Regions from separate parts of the Homo sapiens genome. Here regions 1 and 2 are each linked to region 3. The links are chromatin loops, found by intact Hi-C in ENCODE. Cell type or tissue: endothelial cell of umbilical vein. All regions are shown on one strand. Each heading gives the region's core, and the rest is flanking DNA. Links, peaks and the distances in the headings are about the cores only. Region 1 overlaps MECOM (MDS1 and EVI1 complex locus). Region 2 overlaps MECOM (MDS1 and EVI1 complex locus). Region 3 overlaps MECOM (MDS1 and EVI1 complex locus).

Evidence for each region. Peaks named below come from ENCODE experiments on the same cell type or tissue, not always from the same donor. Only the 100,000 strongest peaks of a DNase experiment are listed, where the experiment ranks them.
Region 1: a loop joins it to region 3, with 6 times the contacts of the local background. A loop is called at or near these places in 3 of 110 quality-filtered maps.
Region 2: a loop joins it to region 3, with 10 times the contacts of the local background. A loop is called at or near these places in 8 of 110 quality-filtered maps.

Annotation. Positions count from the first base shown.
Region 1 is chr3:169,426,871-169,437,363 of GRCh38, forward strand. All of the region lies in intron 1 of MECOM (MDS1 and EVI1 complex locus), which reads right to left. Among named protein-coding and RNA genes, the nearest start is that of MECOM-AS1, 16 kb to the right of the region's middle. In endothelial cell of umbilical vein, for the core only: no CTCF peak of the experiment used is centred there; a DNase peak (open chromatin) is centred at 4,291; H3K27ac peaks cover 2,241 bases.
Region 2 is chr3:169,131,661-169,141,895 of GRCh38, forward strand. The region is part of intron 3 of MECOM (MDS1 and EVI1 complex locus); the gene reads right to left. Among named protein-coding and RNA genes, the nearest start is that of LINC01997, 130 kb to the left of the region's middle. In endothelial cell of umbilical vein, for the core only: no CTCF peak of the experiment used is centred there; DNase peaks (open chromatin) are centred at 1,701 and 2,361; H3K27ac peaks cover 672 bases.
Region 3 is chr3:169,493,231-169,503,723 of GRCh38, forward strand. The region is part of intron 1 of MECOM (MDS1 and EVI1 complex locus); the gene reads right to left. Among named protein-coding and RNA genes, the nearest start is that of MECOM-AS1, 51 kb to the left of the region's middle. In endothelial cell of umbilical vein, for the core only: no CTCF peak of the experiment used is centred there; DNase peaks (open chromatin) are centred at 3,391, 3,901, 4,611 and 5,321; H3K27ac peaks cover 4,517 bases.

The DNA of each region.
Region 1 (10,493 bases), core at 2,111-7,110, 67 kb before region 3:
TTAATGAATGCCTACTATGTGCCAGATATTGTATGTATACACGTTAAATCTTTGTGACAACCCTATTAGGTAGAAATTAATCAACCCCCAATTTACAAATGAGGACATTGAAAACCAGAGAAATCTACATTCAGAGCCTATATTCTTTCTACTAGATTACTTTTTTTCAATAACAAGCATGGATATATAACAGAGAGCTTCTCAAGGTATGAATTCTTTTTTAAAGCCTCTTCGAGCTTTTTATAATTATTGGTATTCCCTTTCCCTCACATGTCACAGAAATACTAATATGTAAACTTTTTAGTATTTCCAATTCATTTTTTAGTAAAAATTATGATGTTTAAATGCATATATTATCATTTAAAGTCACAGAGCTATGCTAGTCTCTGTATTCTTTATCAAGTGCTGTTATTTTTAGCTCTTAATGTAGTATAATAGCTTTGTATTTTGTTAAGGTAAAGGATTTGCACTTCATTTAGGTGAGTCTAGGTAGCTAATTATGTCAAAGAATGAGGTTTTGAGTATACTATAGGCCGATATTTTCACACAAATTAATTCTTGGTCTAAAATAAAAGGAAACCTCTTCAGCTATTCAAAAGGAAGTCATTGTCCTTACTGACTATAAATAATAATAGGGCTTTATCTTGTCCATTTGGTTATTAAAAAGAAGATGAACTTGTGTTGACCAAAGAACTGGTGAACTTGATGTGGTGAAGCTAATGGAAATCTCCACTCAGATGTGAGTTATGTCCAGGTCTAAGTTTTTTGCAGCAATCTCTTGTACAGAAGATGGAATCACGAGGGAGAGAATATTTATTAAAATAAAAAGCATCCCATCACAGAGAGGAGTTGAGAGATTATTGCTATCTTTTCTATCATTGTAACTCCTTTTCAGGACAAAATATGTGTGTATGAAAGATAGCTAAGTGGTAACTAGAGACAGAAATAAATTAATGAAGTGGTGAGTTCAATTGTGTCTCCTCAAATTCATATGTTGAAATCCTAACCTCTAATACCTCAGAATGTGGTCATAAGGAGGTAGTCTTTAAAGTGATAATTAAGTTAAAATGAAGTCACTAAGGTAGGCTCTAGTCCAATATGACTGGTATCCCTATAAGAAGAGGAGATTAGAACACAGTCAATGCATGGGCACAGAGAAAAGGCCATGTCCTGGTGGCAGGTGCCTGTAGTCCCAGCTACTTGGGAGGCTGAGGCAGAAGAATCGCTTGAACCCGAGAGGCAGAAGTTGCTGTGAGCCAACATCACACCACTTCACTCCAGCCTAGGCAACACAGCGAGAAGAAACCAACCTTGATCTTGGACTTCCAGACTTCAGAACTTCAACAAAATAAATGTCTGTTGTTTAAGCCAGTGGTCCCCAACCTTTTGTAAACCAGGGACCTGTTTCATGGAAGACAATTTTTTCATGGACTGTGGGGGGTTGGTTTTGGGATGAAACTTCCACCTCAGATCATCAGGCATTAGATTCTCATAAAGAGCCTAGATCCTTCACATGCGCAGTTCACAATAGGGTTCACTTGCCTATGAGAATCGAATGCTGTCAGTCATCTGACAGAGGTGGAGCTTAGGCAGCAGTGCTCACCTGACAGCTGCTCACCTTCTGCTATGCGGCCCAGTTCCTAACAGGCCTAATAACAGGCCGTGGACCGGTACTGCAGGATTGCAGACCCCTGCTTTAAGCTACTCAGTCTATGGTATTTTGTTATGACAGCCCTAGCAAATGAATATATAAATCTTAAAATTTGTTGGAAAAGAATATGCTCATGAGGTCATACACACTCTATTGTACCTTTTTTCTACTTGCAAAATATCTTTTACCTCAAATTATTTTTTGTAAACAAAACTCTTAAGGCTATTATCTACTTTTTCAGACCAACAAACTAAAAGAATGAGAGCTTTTGTGGTAAAAGGGATTGGAATCAAAGGTCAATGCCCTTGGTCTGGGTTTTCACCCTGACATCACCTGGAAGTCTCTGTGCTAGGCACTGGGAAGGGAAAAAAATAAAAGAAAGGTGCAAAGAAAATGAAAAGAGACTCTGTCTTCAAGAAGCTCATAGTCTAGAGAAGGAGCCAGACACTTGGATACTAGAAAACAAAGCCAAAAATATATGAATGTGGTATAACCAAAGAGCCACAGGAACAATAGGCAGAATATAATTAATTTTAGCTAAGGATATACAAAAGATATCATGAGTGTCAGTTGAAATGAGAGACTGGAGTCAACTCTAAACTTCCTTGTCAATATAAAATGCTGTGGTAACAGCCAGAATGAAAACTCAGAATACTTGATCAGATATGCTGTATATAAGCTTTTCCTGTCATTCCAGCTATAGGATCCCCAAACTGCTGGACAATTCAATCAAGCTTCCTATTAAACCACTGTGTATAGGTGTTACGTGTGTGGGTGTGTATCTGTCTGTCTTAGGGTTGGTGTAGAGAAGATTCACTTTTTTAATTAAATAATTTTGCAGTATAAAGAATAGATTACATTGACTCAGATTCAGTCTAAGCAGTGAATGTAACCTCAGATGCAAGCTGCAAAATGGAAGGAATGTATCTATCTTATTCTCCATCACAAGCTCAGAGACTAGCATGCTATCTGACCCATAGCACATGTTCAACAAATATTTGTTGCCTGAATGTTGCATGGATGAGTAAACATATTTTCTACCAGATGAGATGTAAAGTTTATAGGGAGAAAACATCTTGAAAATTCGGCTCTAGAAATATCCTAACTCATACATGTCCAGTAGCTAGATGTAGTAACAGGTTTAATGGGTTTAACATGAAAAGATTTTAGTTCCAGGCCCTTCCACACTTAATAGTTGCATACCTTATACTGTGTCACTAATCCCTCTTAGTCTCCATGTCATTATTGGCCAAATAGAGTCAATGATATTACCACTTCTCTACGTCAGTGTATTGTTGTGAAGATCAAATAAGATATTGTGCATAAAAAATCCTCAACAACAAAGCAAGAGGAATGGCATAAATGCAGAATCAGGTAGTCTCTGTGTTGCAGAGTCCCACTGTCTCTCCTACAGCTGAAAGTTCAAAGATATAGCTTGACTTGTACTTTGCAGAAGGGCACTTAACTCTAAAAGAAGAAAATAAACTTTGAAAAATGATTAAGAATGGCGTGAGTTTAGAGAAGTTAGAAGTAGAATGTTCATTGATGCCTTCCCTGGTAAGATTCTACTTTGAACAGTAAGTCTATTCCATTCATAGAACTAGCTAAAGGTAATTTGTTTTTCAATAAATCCTCATTTCCAATATTCTGGATGGCCTCTGGCAGAAAATGTTATATAGCTATAAAATGCAATCTTTCATCAGGGCCATTTTAAGACTTTTGCCTGTCCTAGCTACTTAATTTTGGAAGCTGCATCCTATGTTATATCAAAAATTAAAATGTAACCACACTCTATATTTAACATAATTAAAACACAACTCTAGATGATTTGAATTATACTGGACTGGATGACATAGTACTACATTAATAAACATTTATTAATTGTGATTTTATCATTTTCATTCATATTTTTAAGCCAGTAATTTTTTTCAAGTAATTTTTTAGGCCCTTGGAAAACTAATAGCTCTCAGGTTCTAGGCTTACAGTGGTAACAGATAAAACAATTCCTGTATTTCATAATTGTCTAATTAGTTACTTTGTATAATTGCACTGGATTTTGAATAAGGAGAAAAAGGCCTCCCGCACTATTTCCTAGTAATCTGTGTCCACAAGTCTATTTTCCCTACCTGCTATGTTTGCCTAAGACTGGTCATTTGTTACCTGCTAGTTCCAATTGATTTCCTTTGCCTTTGCCTCCTTTAGCCATGAGTGCAAAGAACAGACCATACGATTTATACCAGCCATCTAGTACCAATCATTAGATAACAAGACCCTTTACTGAAAGCATTTAGAGTAAAACAATACTTTAGGTTTACCTTTGCTTTCATTTCCTTCTTTATTACACTAGGTTCAAAGTGAGGCCAAAAATGGTATCACAAGGCCTATTTAGACATCCAAGCAAAGAATGCCAAGTCATTCTAAATAAATCCCCCAGCTGCAGTAGAATTTTACACATTTTCAAGTGCAAGTTTCTAATAACATTTTTGGGCTTGTTTTTCCCCTTGTCTGTTTCAGTCACTGTCTTTATATATAAGGGGAAATGAGTCATATTAAATTATGCTCCAGCAAATGTCCTATAAAGACATATCTAAGCCATCCTGTTTGCTAATAAAAAGATAAGATTTGTCCTCTGAAAGAAGCAAGGTTGAACTATGCCAAAGAGCTTACAGCCAGAGTTAGACAAACCCAAAGTCATTAGCTGGTGGGGAAATCTGAACTTGTGGCCTTTCTTCAAGTGGGAGGAGTAGGAAGGGAGTAGCAGGGACCTGTCAGCCTTGGAAACTCAAGCTTGTGGCGAGAGGCTGGGAACTTCCTGTGGTTACTAAGAGGCTGCGATACCTTGCATAGATGTCCTGATAATTGTTTTCTAAAGTTGGCACTGCCTACTGGCTTACCGTTGCTAGTAGAACATTATCAAAACCGGGGTCTTCCAGAATTATAGGTCTCTAAGACCTACATAGAAGAAATAAAGGTCCCTTGACCTGTTGCCAAATGGTACCACAAGAAAAAAAAGCCCTTATTTCAAACTTTGAGCTCAAGTTAACTTCCCTACTTTGTAATTCCCTGATGGATTCCCTGATTTACTCACCTGATTAGATTCAAAGTCGCACAGACTAATTTCAATATTTTCCATGGTAAATACAATTAGGTAGACTGGTCTGCCACAAATCCTAAAGCCAAATACACACGGTTGTGAGATTTTTAGATTCTCCTGTTTGGGGTTCTCAATTCAGTAGCATGAATTAGTACTTACATATAGAAATGGCTAAGAGCATCCAGCATACCAGGTAAATGAGGTGTAAGGCAACACGAGATGGCACAGACCAAGGGGTTAGGAGAGGCCATGCTCCATCTAAAGGAGGGAGCTGCTATCAGGTATGGCTGAGTGTTGCCATGGAGAAAACTGGTTTGATATGGCCACATAATCTGATACTTCAAGATAAATCAGAAATTTGGATTTTGGGGTGAGGTTTTTCACCTTTTTTTTTTTCACATTGTGTTAGCCAAACTACATGTGTCTACAAACTGACTGTAGGCCAGAGAGACAACAGTTCGAGACCTAGTATGAATCTTGTTTAATTCTCTCCCTTTGTCATGAAGAAAAGTGATAGTTCCACTGTCATTTTTGTGATAGTACTACTGTCTTTTTTTTTTTTAGACAGAGTCTTGCTCTGTCACCCAGGCTGGAGTGCAGTGGCACTATCTTGGCTCGCCACAACCTCTGCCTCCCAGGTTCAGGTGATTCTCCTGCCTCAGCCTCCTGAGTAGCTGGGATTACAGGGGTGCACCATCACACTCGGCTACTTTTGTATTTTTGGTAGAGACAGGGTTTCACCATGTTGGCCAGGCTGGTCTCGAACTCCTGACCCCAGATGATCCACTGGCCTCAGCCTCTCAAAGTGCTGGGATTATAGGCGTGAGCCACTGTGCCGGGCTGTCATTTTTTTCTTCTCATTATTTAGCCTTAGCTGATCTCAAAGACTTATGAAACAGTAAAGCAGATGTCAATGTCTCCCTCTCTAACACACAAACAGACATATACTTTCTTCATTAAAAATTACAGAAAACATTTAAAATATGAAGGTTCATCATGTGGATAAATTATTTCAACCTCATAGAACACAAAAAGCCCTGTTAGGCTATACATCTATTTCATTCTTCTTCTTTACTATTGAATTTTAAAATGTGTGCACAGTGAGGTGACCCTTATATCAAAGACTACAAACAGTGCTTAAAGATATGCAGCACCTTTTTAAAGAAACACACCTTCTTATAAGCACAGTTAAAAGGGAAAAGGTTAAAGGCTACAGTAGATTGTTCTATTCTGTGCCAAGATTCTGCTCCAGCTGCAACTAAATAGTGGTTCTCAGGCTTAATTAAATAAAGACCCGTGTAAATTCTAACTGTTTACTATGTGATTAGAACTTCTCTGGGCAAAAAGCTCATATTTGATTTCCTTGCTGTCTGCACTTGCCCAAACCCTTTACCCACCAGGTATGTACTGAAGCTGTGTAAACTCAACATTTTTCTTTTGGAATCAAGGGTAAGATATAAAAGTTTATAGAAACGGTGAGACCCAATTGTGGAAAATTCATTTTATGTAAATGGAAAAAAAGTATTCTATATATTAGAACCAATGTTGTCATGATGAAATTTCTTTGACTAGGCCGGGCATGGTGACTCACACCTGTAATCACAGCACTTTGGGAGGCCAAGGCGGGTGGATCACTTGAGGTCAGGAGTTTGAAACCAGTCTGCCAACATGGTGAAACCTCATCTCTACTAAAACTACAAAAATGTGCTGGGTGTGGTGGGGCACACTTGTAATCCCAGCTATTCGGGAGGCTGAGGCAGGAGAATTGCTCAAACTCAGGAGGCAGAGGTTGCAGTGAGCAGAGATCACGCCATTGCACTCCAGCCTGGGCAACAACAGCGAAACTCGAAAGAAGGAAAGAAAAGAAAGACAGACAGACAGAATGAAAGAAAGAAAAGAAAGACAAACAGACAGACAGAATGAAAGAAAGAAAAGAAAGAAAGAGGAAGGAAGGAAGGAAGGAAAAAAGGAAGGAAGGGAGGGAAGGAGGGAGGGAGGGAAGGAGAAAAGAAAGAAAGAGAAAGAGAAAGAAAGAAAGAAAGAAAGAAAGAAAGAAAGAAAGAAAGAAAGAAAGAGAAAGAAAGAAAAGAAAGAAAGAAAATTTCTTTCAATAACATTGAGAGCAGTAGTTTTTAACCTTTGTGAAAAATCATCTAGAGTGCTTGTTAAAAATGCAAATACACAGGGCTTGTCCCCAGAGATTTACTGTGACTGTAGGGTGAGACCTTTCAAATGTTTGAACGCAGGAGATTCAAAGATCACATTTGGAGAAGCACCTATCTAGAGAAAAATCCTACTTCCAAGTTTAACGTTGGAGAGCTGTTATCTGAATTCATCTGGGAAAAAAAAGGGTTTATTCTTAATAATGGGGAGGTGGCAGAAATTGCCTCTTTAATTTTACCCATTCTCCAAGTGTCAAAACGTAATTGATAATTAAGATTATGTTCCCTTTAATATTTTTCAAATTTAGTTTATTTAGATAATGAATACCACATGTCCTTCAATAATTTTAAAATTCAGTTAATTTAAAAATTGTATAAATAGATTCTGAGATACTAAACAAATATACAGTCAAATTTTTTATGTTTTCATTTGAACATTCTGGGGAAAATAAGCATACTTTAGAAGCAAGCACATATAAATGCATAATTCAGTTAGGTTTTTTGTTTTAATTTGTCCTTGGCATTGATGAAAAACAAATTAGCTACTCTCCTTGGGTGCCTACCAGAAATAATAGTAACAAGTTGAGCTTTTTTCCTCCTCAGTAATATGTTCCTTTGTAGATAAGCACAGTGGAGAGGTAAAATGATGTATAAAAAGTTTACTGTTTTTTTTTTGTTTTGTTCTAAGATGTAAATGATAGGGGAAGGACTGGGAGCTATTTCAGAAATATTTATTCCATTGAGACAATGAATTTTGGTCATTAGAAGAAAGAATCATGGACTATCAAAATGAAACAAAAAGACAGCAGATTTATTTCTATAGCAAGTGTCTGTACATAAAGAGCAGGCACACCTCACAACATTGTACATTTATTGTCTTACAAAATGAACTGGGGTTGAGGTAGATGTAGTAAGGAAAAAGCTTTAATGATGTGAGGCAAATTTTTAAGAGAGGAGATGTTTTTATTTTTAAAGAATTCAATAAATATAATGATAGTGTTAAATGTTTTTGTTGTTTTTTCTCTCAAAACTATTTGAACCACTTATTAATCTCCAGTCTGTTTCATCAATCTTTTATGATGTGTTACAAGGAGTTTCTCAAATTTAAACTTCATTACATCATTTTATAGTTATAAACCCTGACCACTATAATTCTTGGTCCTAACTAGGCTATGAAAAGAGGAATGTATTCATTAGGCTAGTACAGTATGGGAAGCCTGTAGTTTAACCAAGGTTAAAACAAATAAGATGCCAAAGTTCACAATTTTAAATAAACTCAAGAACCTGAAAAAGATAATTTAAAAACAACATAGTGCATTTCTATAGTTTGTCATTATTTCATCTCTTATGGAAATATGCAGCAATGATGGTCTTTTTCTATATCTAGAAAAAATACATAAGTGATTTTTAACAGTAAGAAGTTATTTGTGTTTGGATTTCCTTCGCCACAGCTTCCTTAACTAGCTCCTGGGTAGAATTCATTAATTTTTATTAACAGGGAAAACATTTGTTCCCGTGACAATATTTGCATTGCCTGAATGATTTTCACCTCTGCCACAAGGTGTACTATCGGCTCATACATCACCCGATTACTTGGAGAGCAGAAAGACCCTCAGTCATTAGTGAGTGAATTAAAGATGATCTTAAGAGCTATTAATCACAGTGACAAAAGCCTTAATGTTTCTGTGACCCTAGTGGAGCCTGGGGACCCAAAGGGAAGCAGAGGGAGAGAAAATGGAAACATATGTTTTCTCCAAAATAACCTACCTTAGGAGAACTGTCAAAAAGAGAGTCACATCAAACTAAGAAATTCTGCCAGCAACTGGCCTCTGGATTATGTGTCTATTTATCTTCTTGTGAACTCATATTTCCTTTTAAAATATATATTTTCTTGCTGTAGACAATTAGAGGGCCAAAACTAGTGTCTTCTGTATCTTTGATTTCTTAATTCCGTTTATTTAGAACGACTTGTGCTTCTGCTAAACTGCATTTCTTGAAAAAATTCAACATAAATTGCATTCAGTCTAATAACCACATAAATCAGTATAAAAACAAGCAGACAATAGCAGTAAAGTGCCATTATAAACATTAATTCAAGCAGATACAATATTCCAATAATGGACCAAAACGGTAACATTATTAAGCACTACAGTCGGTTACAAAACTTGATCATTCTTCAATGTATCTGGCTGTATTTCCCTGGATGTTTACAAGATTATAATGGCATCAACTCCACTGTTAATAACATAGGCACTTGCTGGAATTTCAATTATCTTTCACAATATGTTGACATAAAAAACAGACTACAACTGGCTATTTCTGAATATGGTAAGAAGATCCATATCCCCTTATTTGTATGCACGTCTTTGTTTACATAGCTGAGGAAGAAATATCACATTGTGCTTATGTTTTGCAATTGGTTCTGAGTCTATGACGCAAAAAAAAAAGGGAAATTCTGGCTAAATCGCTTTTTTTTTTTTTTTTTTTTTTGAGACAGAGTTTCGCTCTTGTTGCCCAGGCTGGAATACAATGGCGCAATCTCCGCTCACCACAACCTCCGCCTCCCAGGTTCAAGCGATTCCCCTGCCTCAGCCTCCCAACTAGTTAGTATTACGGGCATGCGCCACCACGCCTGGCTAATTTTGTATTTTCATTAGAGACGGGGTTTCTCTGTGCTGGTCAGGCTGGTCTCAAACTCCCGACCTCAGGTGATCTGCCTGCTTCAGCCTCCCAAATTGCTGGGATAACAGGTGTGAGGCACCGTGCCTGGCCCTAAATGGCTTTTCTACACGTCAGTTTCTTCAATACGATTTGGATTAGCAAAATTAATGGTGAAATTATAGTTTTCTCTTTTGACATTGATACTATGTTGCCAAATAAAAAATCCTTTTTTTCAATCACTTTTCAGTGCCTAATACAGTAACTAACACATAATTAGGGCTCAAAAACTATGTGTTAGACTGACTGAATTGGATAAATATTCAATGTTATTTATATTGAAAAACAAATATGACTCTGGATTAAGAATATTAAAAATTTTTGGAAATTTTTTATTCTCAATAAGTTTTTATGTTTTGACTAAAGAGTCCAAGTCAATACAACTGAAAATACTTGAGCTTGAACGACATAACAGGATTATTTTATTCATTAGAAAAAATATATTTTAAGGGTAATTTTCTTTCTGGAATCATAGAGAATAAAAGAGAAAAAATTATGAAGAAGTTATTTTGCTACGGCTAAAAATAATTTCAGAGTACTTTAAAAGTCTCGTGAGTAAAATAAAATCTTTTATGAACCAATTAGAGTTTTGTATTTGACTTTATGATTCACACAGCTCTGTAACTAGATTTCATTATTTTCTCCATCTCCCAGATAAGGAAACCAAGGCTTACAATATTAAACTAATATTCTCCACTGTCATAAATCTAATTGGGGGTGGACAATGCCAGATTTTCTGGCTTCAAATCCAGTTAACTTGCCATTGAACTAAGCTGTGTCCCAAATACTTTGAAATGCAAGGAAAATGTATTGGTTAACTAAAATCAATCTATTAAATTGGGTCTCAGATAAAGCCTAGTTTCTATAC
Region 2 (10,235 bases), core at 28-5,027, 360 kb before region 3:
ATCAAAAGAAGTGTGATTTCCTGTTTTATATATTGAAAACCAGCCCTCTGGTGACAAATGGAAAGCTGTGACTCTCAAGCCAGTTCACAAATCTTTTCCAAATCCTACTTCACAAATCAAATTTTCTTAATGCAAGGCTAGCTGCGTCACATATATCCTGTGTAATGTTTAACGAAGAACTTTCCCTTCTCTGAATCCTCAAAGCACCCTAGCAAACCACACGTACTCACAGAGTTGAATCCTGCCTGGAATTCTCCAGCAGTAGCCTAGCTTACCTTGTACCTTCCCCACTTAAGCAAGTTTGCAAAAGTAGCGCCTTCTCAACAACGTGTTTGGAAGGTAATAGGTTGAAAGGACATGACATAAAGGATCATGACAACAAAGGAGAGTATTTTGTTTTTCAAAACTTAACCCCTCTCTCACCAATCAGAAGGGTGCTCCCATACCAGGGTCCTGCCCTCAGGCCCAGCTCCTGATCCTCTCTCTTTGAAAGTAGGCATTATGCATTTTATTGATTCATTTATTGGGGTGGTGGGGGTGGTGCTTATTCCCCTTGCTTTCTAGCAAAGTGCTGAGGAGAGGAAGCATTTAATAAATCTGTTAATGACTGACTCAAAAGCAGTGGAGCAAGTGTGGAAAGAACCCTGACCTGAAATTTCCAAGAGCCACTGCCTTTCTCCTGAGCAGCTTGGTGACTTAGGCAAGTCATTGTCCAACTTACCTGTCCAGGGACCAGGTTTTTTGTTTTTTGGTTTTTGTTCATTTAAAAAAGCTTTTAAGCATGAAAATCTTTAGATGTTTATTCATTCTACCATAAAAATGTCATCAGTTTTTTTTCATTCTAAGGTTATTTATTAAACAATCCCATAATCAGATAGAGGTTTTAGAAGAAAGAATGAAGTTCTACGATTAACTGGTGAAAATGAGACCAATTATATTATACCACAGTATCTTTGCAAAACCCTAGAGTACTCTGAGAAGGAAATTATTCCTTTGCCTCATATATTCTTCTCTCTCTTTAACAGTGCCAATAAGTCTTTTCTCCCAATCTTCCTAAGAATGTCCACAAACAGAATCAATCTCTTTTTTCTTTTCTTTTTTTTTTTTTTTGAGACAGGGTCTCAATCTGTTGCCCAGGCTGGGGTACAGTGGCATGATCACAGCTCACAGCAGCCTCAACCTCCCTGGGCTCTGGTGATCCTACTACCTCAGCCACCTGAGTAGCTGGGACTACAGCATGCAACACCACACCCAGCTAATTTTTGTATTTTTTGGTAGAGATGGGATTTCACTGTGTTACTCTGGCTGGTCTCGAACTCCTGGGCTCAAGCAATCTGCCCATCTAGGCCTCTCAACGTCCTAGGATTACAAGTAAGCCACTGCACCCAGCCCAGAATCAATCTTATTAAGCCAAAAAAGTCCAGATTCTAAATATCTGAGCAAAACACATACACACACACACACACACACACATACACTACCAAAACAATAACACAACAACCACCATCATATTCTAAGAATATATTCTTAGAAGATATTACTGTTAACTATGGTTTTTTGCAAGATCACATGATATTTCAAACTAAGAAAAGCTGCATAAGTTGATGTCTTATAAGATCAGCAGAAATGCTCATACTTTAATTTTATTTATCTATTTATATTTTGGAAAGATGAGAACTTTGTACGTGCCTCTTTATTCCAGTAGGTGGCTCTAAAGTCCAATTGTTTATTTTTCTATAACAAGACCGGAGCACAAAATTGTGCTAAATTTGAAAAATAACTTAATGAGGAGTATTTTCTGCTTAGCTTCTTTCCTGTCAAAATAAAATAATTTTTTTTCATTCAATAGTAGTTGAACCACCTGAAGCTGGTTTATAGAAAACAATGCTAAACATAAAATGTTGCTATAATATGTTATAATATAACCTAAGATTCTTTGTATTTGTCCACAGATAGAATCCAGACTAACTTGGCAAAATTACTCCTCATTATGTGCTGTTTCTATAAAAAAAATAGTTTATTTGCACTTTGTATCCTATTAACCCTAGCTGTTCACATTTTCTTTTCCTTGGAAGTACACTGAGAACAGTTCTTTTTAAAGATTACCAGATTTAAAATAATAATAAAATAATGTGTGAGTTTGCTTTTTTCCCCTAAACTTTCCAGTTAAATACTTATAAGTACACTGTTTCATTCTGGAGTTCTATTTCCCCTTAGAAAACAATGGACTTCTCTCAACAGTTTGAATCACCTCTTTTTTTGGCATCTCTCAAAGGTTTAACTTATTAGCTTCCTTTCCAACAACATGTTGACATTTGAATTGTGACATATTAGAACTTTTCGGTGGCTTCTCGGAAATAGTGAGGTTAAAGAGACAATACCCTACAAGACAGTAAAACAGTGCAATTGTCTCTATTGGGGAATACTACTTAGACACACGTCAGGTCATTTTAAGAGAGTATTATGATATCATTATTTCTTTGTAGTCCACTATTAATCATGTCTCTTTTAATTCCATTTTAGATTTACTCAATCCAATGTGAACAGTCTAAGAAACAAAAGAAATTGATGGATACACTGTAACTATATATTATAAAGACAATTCTCTTTGCCAAGACATAGATCACTACTGTAATTTCCCTTTAAGAGTCCAGATTGTCATGTGAAGAATATTGAGTGCATACAAAATAAAAGACACGGAAGAGTGTTGATGTTGGCTTTATTTACTGGAGGTAAAAGGTGACATTCCAAGCCATGAAAGGCAAAGAAAAGCAAAGTGGATTTTAACTTCAGGGTGTTCTTTTCAATTTTAAGTGAGTTTTTATGGTGCTCATGAAACTGAGGTTTGAAAAGAACTGGCAAGCGCCAGATATAATGAGGGCAGATTCTGGGCATGCTTCCCCATATAGCAATAAGAATGTCCCTCGAAGTTCCATTTGCCATACCCTTACCAAGCTAGTCCTTTTCTCAAGGTGTTTCTACCACCTGATCTTCATTACCTCTCATCCCTTAGGGTTTTGGAGACACTTAAGCAACATTGTTTTCCTCTTCTAATTACAATGGCCCAAAAGTATAATTTGAATCCTTGAATCTAGGGATGTCTACATATAAATTTAATTTACTTTCTAATAACATTAATGGTATGCCAGCAGGCATTTGAGAAGAGACAGGAGTAATTTAAATGAAAACAAAATGAAAATTTGTAGCCCTGAAACAATATAGTGGGGAAATGATGGGATGTCATCTTAGAGGAATCAGGCCTTTCAGAAAATATACTTTTATGTTATAAAATAGATCTTTCAGCAAATAAAAATGCAACAAAGGAGTGATTTATATAGATTTTCTCACATATTTGTATATAATAAGTATGTTTGACCATGCTTATAAAATAGAGTTATAATGTCTTTAAAATCTGTATTCTCAAAATCTTGAGTATATTGCAGTCCAGTGAATTACATACCATCTGTGTTATGTGCCATAAGCAGAGACACTACTAATATAACTCTCTCATTTTTGTGTTGGAGAAAAATGGAAGGGAGTCAATTAATCTGTTAAGTTCCATAAAACAGTTAATAATGGGTCTCTTCTCCTATCAGGGTTTTATGTAAAAAGTTCTCTGGATTCAAAATAAAAATATCCTGGATCTGAAATTTTGTAATGAATATACCCCCAATAAATAAAGAGAGGTTCAAAAATATTCAACACTTAGAAAATTTTGAGTTAATATGAAAAGGTTGTTCATTTGTTATTTTTGCTCTCTCTCTCAGAATGTTCTATGAGAAGAAAAAACTCAATTCTTCCCAATATAAGGTGAAAGACAAGAAGAATGGGGCCTATAAGAAAATAGATTATATGGAAATTCCATTTTTTTAAAAAGTCATAATAAATATTTTAAAACCGTGTTAACTCCTCCAAAACTTTCTATTTGGTAGCTAATACCAAAATCCAGAAGCACAACATGTTATGAACTAACCTAACTCCCATACATCTGAAACTTTTGCCAGTTGAGATGGTTTTTTCATTTTATCACATAAAAAATTAAATTTTCCCAGTATCTTGCTAGACTCTTTTTATTTTTCTATGAAGCAATATTTGTGCCTTTGTAAGTATGAATATTATATTTGGATCTCTGGATACCTCAATTTATAAGGATAAGTTTTTATAGTAAATGTTTTAGTAACAGATTTCTTCATGTTCTTTTATTTTTAAAATTTGTTCAAATAGCACACTAGTGAAATTTCTAAATGTTTATTTAAAATTCTAAATGATTCAAGTAGTTGAAAAGTAAAACTAGAAATCCAAAATTGTTCAGTTTTACCACTGGTAAAACCCACAGCTTAAGGCATAATTATAATATTATACATGTATATAGAAATTAAATGCCCTAAACAGAATTATTATAATTAATTTATTTTAATCAAACCCTGAAAGCAATTCCAAATGCAAAGAGAATATCCATTCAGCTAATACTCACAAGGCTAAGTTAAGTATAAAAGACAGTGGTGATATGAAATTGATTGAGCAAATTTAGACTTCCAAACTGTACATTTTCATGTGGTGTTATTTATAAATATAAATGTGCTTAGATATATTACATATTTTATAATTTGACATAAACATGGCAAAGTATATGTTTTGGAGAAATTTTTAAATTTTCATATTAGTAATCTCATGTATATAATTCTATATAATAAGAATGAATGCTTCATGGCACATGATTAATTCTTATTATATATCATACAAGTTATATGTAATTATATATTATGTTTTATAAAATTTATATTATATATACTTGGAATTAGAATTAATCATATATCATTATTCATTTTATTTGGTTAAGTCCAAGATGACAGCAGTAAAGCAGGCATAGACACTCATAAGCACTTTGATAGGAAAGTTAATATGCCATAAAAGACTTTCAGTCTAACTCTGTTTTATACTTTGAAGGACTGCTTTCAACCAAATCCTCTATCATTAGTTTTTTCAAATGGTAATCAGGTGGGTCTTGTTCATTATACTAGAGAACAAAAATCTGGAATCTGTCAGATTCTTTATCTGTGGATTGATTTGAAGTATTATGTTTGTATTGTTGAGACAGAAAAGTTCTGCACACAAGGGGGAAAATAAGAAAGAAGGAAAACACATTTACTTTTAAAAAGATGAACAAGGCTTTATTGTTATGAATCCCCGTTTATTTTTCCTGATCAAACACTGGAAGTTTTATTTATGCTTAATAGACTGCATTTGGCATGTCTAAAAATGACAGAAGCGTGAATTATGAATGACCTTCAACCTATGCAGGAAGTTGTAATAATTGAAATAATAGAGAAATATACTCCCAGCAAAATCTGTACTGAGAGAAAACCTTTTCTGGCTATTGGTGTCTTTTCACTTTGAAGTTAACAGTTGATTTCTTCCTCTTCCAGCTCCCAACATTTGGCCTAAATGCTTTATTTTCTATACCTTCATTCAATATACTTTCTGAAGACAAGGAAAAGCTGAATGGAACTTCAGCAATTGGAGGGTGGGTAGGAGAGGAGGTAGGTAGCCGTTTGCATGTTTGAACAAAGTCAGCATTTCATATGGACATATCTGTCAGTCTTGGTACTGCAGAGAGGTGGCATCAAGTCTACAGATACAATATATGCATTAGGAAACATAGTCTGGACCCTGATCTATCCATAGTAATGTGGGAAACTCCAATTCAGGAATGATGTAAATTTTAATAGGAGTATCTGCAGGAAGGATCCTATTATACATTCTGAGCCTAATTAATAAGAGGTAAAGAGAAGTGTCTTCAGCAGAGATTGATGACTGAACATAAATTTGTTCAACACTATGGAAGCTTTATCATGGCTAAGCATTGCCAAAGCAAATCACCCTTAGTTTCTCCAAAGAAAAAGTATCCCATATTTGTCTTCAGGGTCACAGTCTAAAGACAAGAAAATATTAATTGAAAAAGATCAAGTACTGCCTTGCTATATCCACTTCCTAAATGAAAAATATGACTCCACGAGACCAAGATATCTTTGGTGTGGAATTTTTTTCTTCTCCACATCTTTATCTCTTTGTCAGTAACATGAAGAGAAAACCAAGTATAACTTATTGAATGAAACAAAACAGAGAGAGAATTGTTAGTTCTAGTTTGCATAAATACGGCAATTGATAAAGATGCACATTATTATACACGAAGCTTACAGTGTACCCAGCCTGAAAGCCTTGCAAGATGTCTCCTTAAATAACCTCTGAGGGTCTATCTACAGACCCCCCAAAAATATCCATTAGCCACCTGTCTTTAATGTGGTCATTTCATCTGACTGTATAAAAACTGATGTTCATTTTGAATGGTTTCCAAACCTTTGGGAAGAGTTCCATCATTACATTACAAAGAAGCTAAAAAGATCATCTTTGGTGTTTTACTTGGCTGGAGGCTTCTCTTGTGTCCTTGACCAAAACATTATCCTCCTTCATGGCTTGTAAAGCATTCTTATGACTTTTATATGCCCTCCCAGAAATAGTTACAGTCTATTGTGTATGTGATGCTTTGTGATCTTCCTGAATGAAAGGCGATATATACATGCAAACACTAACTACTTAAAATGTACACTTAATACTTCAGGTCACCCTCTCTTTCAACTTATGCAGTTTGTGAATCTTAACAAAAATCCTAGCGTTATGTCAGTGTTGCATCCTAGGTATTGTTACATGAAGGAAACTTCACTGGGGCAGGGGATGAGGTGATGTTTGTTTTATGATGTAAAAATCAAATGGCAAACTATGTTTGAAAGAGTTTCATCTTCAGGTGAAGGAAGTAACTTGTCAGCCAGACAACATCCCCCCAAAGTCAGCTTAGGCACTGTTCACAAAGCCAGTCTCTGGGTATTGCCAGCTGGCATTCATCTTAAAACAGCAGAGCATAACTTTGGTATAAAAGTGGAACTTGACTTAAAAGCAAAGCAAAGAAAATGCCCAAAGCCAATAATAACTTTAACATCAAAAGAAGTGGTACAAAATGTGGACAGATACCCTTGTAAAGGAAGAGCAAATTAACAAATTACCTGACAGTAGACACAAACATTTTTAAAAAGTATAAAGAGGGTAACAAATTACATTTTTGCAGTATACATAGCTAATCTACCTTGCTGTTTTGCACAAATTGTACTAATCGAAAGATGCAGGAAAGTGGATTTTTTTTCATAGTAAAATCCAAAGAAAATAATAATTGAGCCCATAATAAGCTCACAATAAAATGCTGTTCTAGTGTCACAGCAGTCTGATATAATCATTCACGTGGACCTAAGGAGAGCGAACGCGGGGTGCCACATCAGCTAGGATCGTCCTGGAAGCAGTTAAAACTTTATAAGGTAAAGCACAAATGAGAACAATGCCTGTTCCAACTGAAAACACTGTAGAGTCTTGTTGCCGTTCATTAACCACAAGGGAGCTGGCAGAATCCTTAAGTGAATTCTGACTTTGTATTCTCTGAGGGGCACTCATTCTTCTGTAACTCATTTCTTCAAAATATACATCAGGCATTAGATAATCTCTTATCGACACATTTCTTTTTATTCAGAGTGAACAGCAGACTTCTCTTTTTCTACTTACTAAATACCAGCTGTCAAGGGCCTACTTAAAAATGAAAGGACTTATCACCTTGTGTAAATGACAAGATTAATAATGTCTTGGGTTTCTGAGAACTTTATTCTACTCATAGACCATGTTAGGGCAGGCCAGGAGTGTGTTCCTTCTTATGGTACAGAATACACACACACTTACATATACAAAACATTATCCCAAAGTACTCGCCCAGATCATTCTAACTATCAGTGGAAAGGCAGATTTCATTTAAGTCTAAAAAGTCAACTTACATAAATTGTATTAATTGTAAGTGGAAAGGCAGGTCTCATTTAAATCTAAAAAGCCAACTTAGGTAAATTGTGTCTTAGTGACTCTCTGATTATTACCAATATGTTTTCACTATGAAGATGTATTAGAGTAAAGCTGTTGTGTCCAGAGAACTACTCCATAAGTACCCAAACTTTGTGAATCTATTCAAACATGAGAACTGGCCTTGTCTGAGGTGGATGGGGGTCTATGGGTAGGTAGCCCTGGTTCTGATCCAGGCGAAGGGTATATGTGGGGTCAAAAGGAGACTTATCAAAGGATGGAGAGAGAGGTGAGAACAGGGTGAGACCGACCAAACCTAAAGCAATGAGTTATGTCCACCAATCAAAATGGTTTGTAAAAGTAAGACAGCTACAAGACTTTAAAGGAAAGAATATCTAAATAACTAGTTTTCTTTAAAAAAAAAAAACAATATATCATGTAGATGTTTGGTTTACTTCACATTAAACACATAGGTGCTTCTGTATGTAAATGAAACCTCTGAATAATGAAAAAAAAACATTTTTATGCTTCCTCTCTATATTGGTCCTCTTGAGGACCTAGTCTGGAAAGAGATTTCCTTAACCAACTCTCTGCTTTTGCTCCTACCCTGCTCTGCCTTTCAGGGCCAATTCTTGCTCCTGAAAGCAACCAAGGATAATTTCAGGTTGTTAGAATGTAAATATTTAAGCATTGTCTGTCTCAGTAAAAATTTCCAGCTAAACACCGTGCCACAGCCATAGACCTATGTAGCATTGTAGAGAAACTTTAAGGGAAAAATAATTAGAATGTTAAGGATAAAGAGACTTGGGTATCTTTAATGGATCTATTATTTTATGACTTGAGTGTGACTGTGACTCAATTGACTAGTGTCTTTGGTATAGCTTCTTTCATAGAGGTAAATTACTGTAGTTAATACATTTTTTCAGGGGTGAATAAAGATATCAGTCAGAAGCCACAGCTACTTAGAAATTATGGTTTAGCAGTGATGTCAATGTTTTCAGAATGTGCATCTCCAAAAACATCACTGCAATAATTTTGGAAGCATGAAATGAAAGAGACGTCTAAAATCACAAAACTTGAGTCTTTCTAGGCAGCACTGACAAGAAAGAAAGCTGCCACAAAGCTCATTCTGTCTGAAAAAAAAAAAATCTGAAATGAAATAACTCACAGAAATCTACTGGAAAATTTAAACTACTCAGGAAAATTTCCTTAAATAAAATGCTGGTAGAAAGGTATGGGGAAAGTGGTAACTGGGTTGCTTTCATTTTTATTTTTTCTGATACAAAATAGATTACATCTTTTATCAACTTTACTTAAAAACCAAAATCCATGCTGTTTCTAGAACTTCTTCACCCACAAAGAAATCAAATACAGGTTATCCAGCATACAACATTTTGACTGTCCTTCTACTATCAAACTGTATTATAATCTTAGCAAGCACATTTATTTTCTTTAATATGGCTCCTCCATATCATTAAAAACTGATCTGAATTGATTAAACTTGATCTTTTAACATTAGAATTTTTAAAAATATGTATCTTTGAAAAAGTAAAGTTCAATTTATACACTCTTGTTTTGTCCTGGGTAATCTTTTTATTTCTTTGTTAGATGACCTAATTATTACCATGACTAACTTGCAATTGAAAACTTCATCTCAAATTCCGTTTTTTTAGAGTCCAGGATTTATACCTGTCTTGCTCTAAAATTCACTTGATAAACTTTATCCGTATCTAAAAATCAGAGCAAAGAGAAACACTTTTTATAATTTCTTGTAGAGCGTTCCATTTGCTTTTGTGTTAGACAGGTGAGTTGATGTCATTAATGCTTAATAATTACTCCTATACCAGGGTCTCTCTCTATAGCTAAATATTAAATAATACCTCCCACAATGGGAGTGTTCATTATGTGATGAGTTGTGCTTATTCACCATTTGGCAGCTCCTATTCCTCATGGAAAAGAGAGCAAAAAACAGACCTAGAGAATCTCTTTAGTCAGCTCTTTTATCATTGTACCTAGTCCAACATTCACATTTCAAAGCTGTCTAGAATTGCTAGTTTTAATTGGATTTTAGAATATTCATATGTGCTTATAGGTGAATATGCTTATAATATATGCATACACTATTTGGGTGTCTCTTCCCTTTTGTCTTGTCAATTGGGCTAAGAGTGATTGTATACATCTACACGTATCATACAAATCTGACTTTTACCTCTGACTTTCCTCCCTTGTTGTTTATGGATGAATTTACTTGAATTTCACAATTACATTATTTGATATGCATTCTGTTAGCATCTTAGATTTCTGTCAGCATAAGAGTTAAAAATTACCACTTAAGAAAAATGTGTGTC
Region 3 (10,493 bases), core at 2,709-7,708:
TTAATATGGTTTATTTGCAAATATGGTTTATTTGATCAAGTAGCATGTCTCATAAAACTTGATTCTAAATACCTGTGCAACACTGTCATTTTATATTCCTCATCTTCAAAAGGAATAATGAAGCTTTAATCTCTTGCAAAACCTGTATGGTTCTTCTCCCTTCTCAGATAGCACCACGAGCTCCCACCAGTAACAAAACCACATTGCTGCCTCCTTCACTTTGCAGTTCCCTTAGAATCTAACGAGGAACACCACACTCTGCTTTGAACACTGTCTTACATACATATATATGTATGTATGTAAGACATACAGACATATGTATTTTTATATATACACATATGTATACATATATATATATATTTCACACATACACTGGGTGTATATTTATATACTGGGTAACTGAAGTTCCTCAGATGGGAAATGATTTAATCTGTAGCAACGTCTGACTCTGCATATAATGCTGTGTGAAACAGAAACAGCCCTGACACTTTATGAATAGGGAAATGAGAGAGCCTATTGAAGAAAGCTTGACAGCAAGAATGAAAGAATGAAGATTCAACTTAAGCTGTTGAAAGCCTAACAAGATAAAGGGCAGGAGAGTCTCCTTAAATGTGATGAAATAAGGCCTGAAGGGAAGGAACCATAGAGAGATTGACGAGTACACACTTTGAAACAGAAGATGAGTGTGTTCAACCTGACAGTAACGTGGTTAAATTAATCAAAGTACCAATAACCTTAAACGGTAGGAAAGAATACAGATTTATGCAGCAATCATCTTTGATGGTTGGTGTGAAATTTGAGCTAGATCAAAGAGGTAGAGCTTTTGAGGGAAAATAATTGTTATGATTATACAGCCTTCTCATAACATGTAAACATTACACTGACCATTTCACCGTCTTCTCTGCTTGCCTTGTGTTTTATTTCCTCCACCTTAATATTTTAAAACAGGGGACAATCTCAGTTTTTATTACCCAAAGGAAACACCTAATTTTAAGTGATGTTGCTCTTGTGATTTTTACTGATAAATTTTTGAGAGGGAATATTTTCAGAGAGTAAACTTATTGGTAAAACTAACAAGTTGACAGTTCACACTGCCCAGTTCTTCCTCTCTGGCTCCCAAGGGCGTAAGGCAGCCCAAATACCAAGCCCGCTCTTTGCCTTACTCTTGATTCATGTTGCTATGCTTTGCAAAACTGCTACCCAAGAAGTCAGATGCCACAAGTTCTAACTGTTGAGAATACAATTAAAGCAAGGAAAAGTTAAAAAGATCAAACTATTCTCAAGGTGTAAGCATTGAAATACATTAGCTATAAGCTAACTAAAATGGCCAACTAATCAAAACACCCCATTGAATACACTCATCACCAAAGTTTTATTATACACCACTAAGATCTTCCTGCTTTCACCTATCTGTATTAACTAATCGAGAGCACAATCTTTTAAAGCACTTATTCTTCAAGGGAAGGTAGAGGACAGTGAGGGACCCTGGAGCATCTGTATTTTGTAAAAGCTCCCAGTGTGGTGATTCTGATTCATCTTTCTACTCCAAACTTCCAACTGAGAGTCACTGCCTTCATGAGAAGAAATCTTTTAGTTATCTATTAAACTGTTTCAGCCATGGTGCCATTCACCTTCATCCTTATCATTAAAAATCAATAATGATGATCCAAGGAATGGAAGAGAGTCAATAAATGACACTAGTGAGGATGGAGAGGAGAATCGTGTTTGAAATTCACATCTAGCTTAAATCTTCCCTGTTGTAGGCTAGATCCTTTTCTCCTTCTTGGAAGACATTTGGTCACCATGCTTCTCTTAATAGTCCTTCATACAGTTGAGGACAGTTATTAAGTCACCTCTAAACCTTCTCAATACCGGTAATCCTGATTCCATTCATCTTTTTTCATCAGTGCTATTTTCCAACCCGTTAATCATTTTCATTGCTCTCCCCTGGACCCTATCCAAGTTCTCCACGTATCTTTAACCTTCTGTGAATTATGTGACCGGTTTATAGCTTTGATAAGCCTGGGTAGTGAAAAAGGTAGAATCTCATCACAACAGACTATAATTGTATGTGGGGGAGGACAGGGATGGAGCAGCAGATGGTTCAATTGTACAGAAAGTTTCACCACAAATATGATATTAATTTAAGTTTTTATTCTTTGATAATTATTTCTAAACACACCATATTATAATATTCTGAGCTACAATTAGAGTCTGTATTTTACACACCTGTCTTTTTAGTGTGAACCTGTGTCTGGCCTGGTTCTTTTGCATAATAGAAGAGACTATATTTTTCGAAAGAATGCTTGTTTCTTAGTTGAAACAACTTTTAATTACAAAGAAGTACTATTCATAACACCTCTAAGAAATGGAGAGACTAGCATATTTTCATATTCCAATACTCATTCTTTCCATGGCTTTTCCAAATGAGGCTAAATGGCCCAAACCTGAATATACTGGTAATTTGGACACTGGCCTCACTATCAAAACTATGAACCAGTCACTCACAAAAGCTCTTCAGTTTCAAAGCCATTAGTCACATTGTACTTACAGAAGGCAGCATGGCACAGTGATGTTAATTGATGGCTGGCCGCTTACTAGCTGAAAACTTTCAGCAGGTTGGGGTTGTCCTTTCCTCTTCTTTTAGAATAGATAATAATAGAGCTGTGTCATAAGACTGATGTGAGGATCTCATGAGCTATACCTGTAAAGTCTTCAAAACAGTGCCTGACACATAGTAAGCATAACGACCCTACCAGTAAAAGGGTCGACTCCAACTAGAAGTCACAAATATGGAGAACAAATGAGGACATGCAAAGCTTTTCTCTTGGATCTGCATTTAGGATATGGGAGCCTCCTCAAACAAGAAAAAGCCCTGTTGTTATGGGGAAATTGGAAGCAAAGAAAATTCTGCAGTGGCCAGTGGCAGAATTTCTCACCATTGAAAACATATTAGGGATGGGCAGAGTCTATCAGGAGTTCACTGGAATTCAGTGGCTAGCCAGTTGCCTCTATAAGCCTTAAAGATTCCCTTGAAGACAGACAATACACCCGTCTTTGGAAACATATTCTCATGTTAGAACCAAACGTGCATATGGAAATTATTATCCCTTAGCTAAGAGCTTTTGTTTTAAAACCCTTGTGGTGTTTGTAACCTAAAAGAGGGATTTCCTCAAGTTTTCTAAAACTGCCTCATTTTTTTTAAGAATCACCATGATCCATACCTCATTTGAGATCAAGTGAATCGTCAAACTAATGTGTTTTTTCAGGAAGCTAATTCTGTGACTTCCTTAAAGAGAGGGTTGCTCTTCCCAAGGGTTATCGGCAAGCCACTGCTCTGGCTCCTTGTGCCAGTTGTTCTTCCTGACTGGCCATTTCCCCTCTGGCTGGAGATAACCCTGCAATGACTTCAAATTCTTTCGTTCAGTATCTGATTCCATCTCCATCATAAAGCCTTCCTCAGAGCATGGTTGGACCTAAGCATTTCCACGTCTTAGTTCATTCCCAAGATCCCAAGTTGACTTTTGCTTGAACTTCAGTGGAAAATCCAAATCATGTGAAAATCAAAAAGAAAATAATGGCTCTTTCTTGATTCTATTTTCTAAACATATGGTAATGAACAATAAATGTTTACAGGTAGCTGTGATGGCTACAGAAAAATTTTCTTTGGGACCCCCATAAAATAGATTATATTCAGTAAACACAGCCAAGCATGCATAAACTTTAAGAAAGATTTTAGCCTTCTATCCATTCAAACTATTACCCTATTTCTTCCCTCTTTATTGCTACCATTCCTTCTGAAAAAGAGTTTATAAATTCATAACACATTAAAATGAGCAGACTCTTTAGTTCCTTAATCCTAGCAGTCTGATTTAGTAATTTCTTTAATGGCAATATTATTCTCCCCATGCCACAGTTCATATTTGACTTCTCTTGACTCCTTGCTTCCCACTTACTATCAGCAACCAAGTCCTGCTTATTCTTACCTTATTATATTGTTCTTTCTATCCCTATTGCCACAACCTACTTCAGGTCCTTATCATTTACTCCCAATGCTTCTTTTGCAATAGCCCACTAACTAGCTCTCTAATTCTTCAATTTTTCTCTTTTTCTTTTTCTTTTTTTTTTCTTTTGAGATGGAGTCTTACTCTGTTGCCCAGGCTGGAGTGCAGTAGTGTGATCTCAGCTCACTGCAACCTCTGCCTCCTGGGTTCAAGTGATTCTCCCGCCTCAGCCTCCCAAGTAGCTGGAATTACAGGTGCCTGCCACCAGGCCCGGCTAATTTTTTTTCTTTTACTGGTATTTTTAGTAGAGATGGAGTTTTACCATGTTGGCCAGGCTGGTCTCAAACTCCTGACCTCAGGTGATCCACCCGCCTCGGCATCCCAAAATGCTGGGATTACAGGCATGAGACACAGCTCCCGGCCAGTTTTTCTCTCTTGTAATTCATCCTGCATACCTTTGCCAAAACAAACATCCTAAAGCATAATTCTGATTATGTCTCCTCACATTTCAGACATTCCAATGGCTTCTCATTATGTCTAAATAAAGTTCAACTCATATAAAGTCAATGTGTTTGTTGAGTGAATCAGTACAAAAATTCCATATGTAGGCTTTAGCTATTTATCGAATAAAGTACAAAAGAAGAGTTTTGTTTTGTTTTGTTTCTTAGGCCAACATATGCCATATATCCTGTTTGTGGCCTCAGAAATGTGTGAATCACATTGATAAATCAGCTGAAAAAACAAAAGTTAGTATTTTACACCTTCTCTTCTCTAGAGTCTTAAAAACTCCTTCAGACTTCAACTGAATATGCGCTTTATTTCTGTTCTCTCTATTGATTCTTCTTCATTAATGTTTAATCCAAGGAGCTTTGAAGTACAAGATGACAAAATACATAATTTGTACCAATGTTCACAATTATTTCTTCCATATCAGTTAAGTGTAATTTGAAATATTATATCTTAAATTAATAAAGAAGATTTAGTAAAAACATGTTTACCTGTGTGAAAAATATTTATTGAAAATAAAACTTATTTTTAAATCCCACGAAAATAACAGACCAAAATGGCAGTGTAAGTACATGCCAAAATTGCCCCCTGTTCAAAAGCGAGAAATAATGGATAATGATTTTTAAAATATATGAAAGTGAAACTCTGTCCAAAAGCAAGAAAGTTTTCATGGACCATAAAAGAAAAGGAAACCTACAATACTAAAGGATGCTCGGTTTATGCCCAAAGATGAACAGTAGGTTTTGGGTTTCAGTGTTTATACAGAAAAGGGCCTGAGCCTGCCCCACACATGACCCAAGTACACTGCATAAAGCCAGAGTTAAAACTTCACTGCCAGCCTCTGAACAGAAGGCTGTTCTATCCACACTATCACAAGACCTGGTGGAGTTGAGGCAACTGCTGAATTACCATACAGGGAAGAATGAATTCAAGAAAATTCCCATGCAAGATAGGCTCTTAAAAAATAAATTTACACAAGAAAATCAGCACTGTAAAGGTAATTGATAAGCCCAATAGAAGGGAAACCTATACAAAGAAATAGAAATAACTAAGCAATCTGAAATGGACTTTAAATAATGATGTTTACAATTCTCTAAGAGGAAAAGGAGCATTAGCATCAGTGAAACAAAAGTAGGGCTATAGAAAAAACAATACTTATGAAAAAAACCAATTGGAAATTTTTAGATGGAAAAGCGTGAAGTAAAAAATTCAACACATGGTCTAAAGAATAAACTGCACACAGCTGAAGGGAAAATTAGTTAATTTTACGAAGAAACAATAAATCTCACAGAATGTAAAGAGATAAAGATATTTAAATAAATCAGAGTTAAGAGATATAAAACTATATACATATGAGTATATAAATATCCATATGTTTATATGTATACATATATATACCAGAAGGAAAGGACAGAAGAGATACAATATTTGAACAGATCATGGCTAAGTTTTCCAGAATTAATAAAAGACATGAGCACTAGAAACAGTCACAAGAAGTACCAAAAAAGAAAAGTCCAAACTTAGAGATGTTGCAGTAAGACTTCAAAAGGTCCAGGATACAGAGAAAAATCTTAAGCTTGCAGAGAGAAAAGACAGATTACCCACAAAAAAAAAAAAAAAAAAAAAAAAAAGAGTATAGTCAGAATAAGAGAAGAACTGTTCTCCTCAATAACCAGAGCTGCTAAAAAACAATGGACAAGTATTTTCAAAGTTCCAAGGCAAAATAGCTAAACCAGAATTCTGTATCCAGTTGTCAAACCATCATTCAAAAGAGCAGACAAGAAGAAGATATTTCCAGACTTATAAGACCTAAAAAAGCTAACTTCTCAGGAGCTATCTTGGAAAGAAATACTAAACAATTTACTTCGACCAGGGGGAAAAAAAAAGAATGGGATGCAAGGAAAAACAGGGACCAAATAAGTCAACAAAACATGCTGATATATCTAAAGCATTATATGCTTTAAAAGAAGCTAGAACATAATAATGTCAAAAATAGGAGTTGATGGCAAGATCATGCAAGAGATTGAAGGGATGTTAAAATGTATTAAAGTCCTTGTCTTCCTAGGGAGGAGGTTAAGACTACTAACTGCAGACATTTTTAGGAAAATTAAAAATTATAATGTATATTAAGGGTAACCAATAGAGGAAAAGCAAGAATAAAAATACACAGCTTGGTAACATTTTCTAAGGCTCTCTAGCCCTCACTATCTATCTCCAGAAGAGATAAAAACATCCTGTTAAAACTACAGATCTTGCTTTATAGTCACTTATGGCAACAGTGTGAAATTTCCCAGACAGCACTATATTCAATCAGTTACATTTTATAGTTTTTAAATAATGTTTAATAATTTAACAGTAGGATAAAGGAAGAAGGTTTAAAATAACTGAATAAAAATATTAGAAAAAGCCTATTTATTAGATCATAAAAGTCTATCAATGGATACTGTTAGATGATATATCTGAAAGTTAAATAAAACTGGATGAAGCCCCACACAATAAAAGTCACTGATGGCATTTGGACAGGCCTTCCATGAGAGCAGTGGATTAGGCAATCAAATAGGTACATACTCCTGTATCTTCCATAAGTCTGATGGCTTTTTTATAACCATCTTTTTAAAAGTTTCAATCATTAATTGATTATTCAGCTATGAATAAATACATAGATGAAACCTGTGTATGTCAAAAAGAGACAAAACCATATTTTAAAAATTGATATATGGAGAAAAACCAAATTTAACATTAGAATTTTGAATACTGCAAAATAATAATGGTACTTGTTTCTGAGTGACATGATTATAGTTGACATTTTCTTTTCTAAACAAACTTTTTAATAGTTTATACAAAAAAACACATATCATTTTCTATTGCTTTATCAGGCAAAAACAAATGTTTTAAAATTTTAACATTTTCCACATGAACCCATCTTATAAGGATTTAATTACTAAGCAATTATATAAATTTAAAGAAGCATTTCAAAATCCTAAGTAATTCTTCTAATACAAAAGTAGTTTTAATTGATTGGATATTTTAGGTTTAATTATTCACCTACATGTATAATATTAGATTATGTAACATGTTGCTTATTTTAAAAACAGGGCTAAATCTGATTATATAAACTTAATCTCTTCCACTGATACATTGACACAGTTGTTAAAACAATAAAGTCTCAAAGGAGAGAGGAAAAGTTTTAATAAAGAAAAGTTTTAAGAAAAATCAATTTATTCTTAATCTAAATAGAAATTAAGTTCAATTTGATCATTGTCTAGATTTTTATAAACTCAATGCATTTGTCCGTAGAATTCAGGAATACAACTTACTTATCTCTCTGTTAACGCCTGCATTAAGGTACCTATACAATCAGGCCCCTCCAGATTTAATAAAAACACTTATTTAGAAATATTATTCTCAGATTTCCAACTATAACAGGGTAACTATAAGGTTTGCTTAGAATTTGAATATACATGCCTGGGTTGAGTTAAGTACATTAACATACAGATTCCATTCTGCATGACTCTGTATAATGTAATGAACACTAACAGACATCCCATTTCCTATATCTCATATGTAGAAATTACATCCCTAGAGCTAAAGACTAGAAAACAGACATCAGAATTTTTTTTTAAAGTGAAAAGCATTTTCTAATAAAATTACTGAAAGGCATTTTACATTCAAGATATAATGATGTTCTACTTCTACTTAATATTTTTATCTTTATCAATTAAAAACAAACAAGAAAACCAGAAAAACCTCTTATTGGAGGCCACGTTTTTAACCCAGCTCTGAAAGACTCATTTGAATATTGCTAATAAAAAATGTTTACATGCCATTTCTACAAATTCTTATTATTGCATCTAGCTCAACAAGCAAGTCTGCAATTAACAACATAAAACATTCTTTCCTATGCCGTTGACAAGATTTTTAATGACCAGGCTAGTCATTTACCAACTTCCTTTGCTTAAAATCTAATAAAGAATTCATTCACTTTTGGCTCTCATTCATGTTAGCTAGAGTTTTTCTCATCCTCAAGTAGAGAATGAATTCAAGATTTTAATTAGAAATGTTGGCTTCCAAAGCTATACTCAAGCTTTTATTTTTTTAATTTATAATTATGTTTAAGGATAAAACACTGTGCAGAAGTAGCTACACAACATGATTGCTGGGTCAGCCACTTACTGGTTCAAGGTCTGTATCAAATAATTATACTGGCTGAAATCCACAAGAAATAACTGATAACAATAATGCTACACAGTGCATTAGACTTTATTTAGCATCACCACATATGTCACATAATGTAATATTCACAAATTGTGGGAAAAGCAACATTATTTATGATCCTCATTGTAGTTATTGTTTTCTCGCAGGCCAGGATCTACTTCCTTTTCCTACAGTGCTCTGATTTCCTTTTGAATATTCACCTGTTACTCACAGAACATAGACAAGAAACTGGATTCAAAAACCCATCTCTCTTACAAGCTGGCAGCCTTGCCAAATTAGACCACTCATTGGAGTCCTTTCTGTGAACTTGATGCTTGCACAGAGAAATAAAGATACAAAAAATATTTAGAGGTTTTCATTTCAGTGGCAGAATCCATATCAGATTCTTCCTGCTACAAGACCTATCCTGATCTCCAACTCCTTGGAGATGCCTTGACTACTGTCCCATTTCCAAGTCTGATTTTCCTGCTTTCCTTTAATTCTGTGTGCTCCCAAACCTATTCTAATAAATTTTCTTTTGCCTAAGTTAGCCAGAGCCAGTGTCTGTTGACTGCAACCAGAGACCCCTAAAAACACCCTTTTACACATCAAATGCATAAATGTTAAGTAATTACCCAGAGTTGCTCAATGAACAAGAAAGTGGTAATCTCATGACTTCTAATTCAGTGTTCTTTACACTCTGCCACAGATAAAGATGATCATACAACACTTTTTAAATATAGAGCTTGGTTTTCCAATGGTAAAAATGGCTTTAAAGTTCAACATCATTATAGGAGTAATTTGTCCTCAGGAAGAAATGAAGAATAATTTAATTTTGGATAGTTATAAGTATGTCATAGAACTTTTAGAAAAATGCCACTCATTTCCATCAGCAATATTTTCAGATTGTTATAAAGATATAAACATATTAAACCATATGCTTCATATATTAGGTTATCAATGCCTACTGTTGACTAACTTTCCCAAATACTTCTTTCCTGAATTCAGATGCCATATAAAAGAAAGCAAAAAGCCACTGTAAATTAAATGAATTGAGAACACTAACAACAATAATGGCAACCATTATTTAAGTACTTACCACACACCAGGCAATTCATTGGCATGTATCATACGATAGTAAATTCTCACAACAGCTTTGCAGAGTCAGTGTCAATATCCCATTTTAGAGAGAGTGAACTGGGACTTACAGATGTTAAGTAATTTGATCAAGTTCACATAACCAAAAAACGATTAAAACTATTATCTAAAGCCCTTATTTTTTTCTGTGCATACCATATATAATCTCAGAAACACTAAAGAGAGATGTCAGTATAGAGCTTTATCCCTCCAATTCCCAGAGGCTTAGACAAAGAAAACGTTGGTGAAACCATTGGACTCTATGACAACTAGAACTGCATAAATCATAATCAATAGAAAAACTAAATTTATCTCTAGAATTTGGAAAATCACAGGACATATATGTTAAATAAAGATTCTGAATATTACAGTGATTGAAAAGACATTTACCCCCACTTAATGCAATAATTTGAACCAGAAAAGCCTTGCATTTTGAAAAAGTTTAGAAATCTTTCTTTTAGGTTTACAAAGAAAAAGCGGCCTTCATTTTATCCCTTAGACTTCTGTGTCCTCCACCTGCTACATTACACTTCAAGAAATTTAACTTATATCAATCAAAATTTGCTTCTTAATGGATGTACATCTCAAACTCAATAGCCCACCCTTTACAAACACTGTACAACCCAATAGTGAAAGCAAAAAAAGCTATGT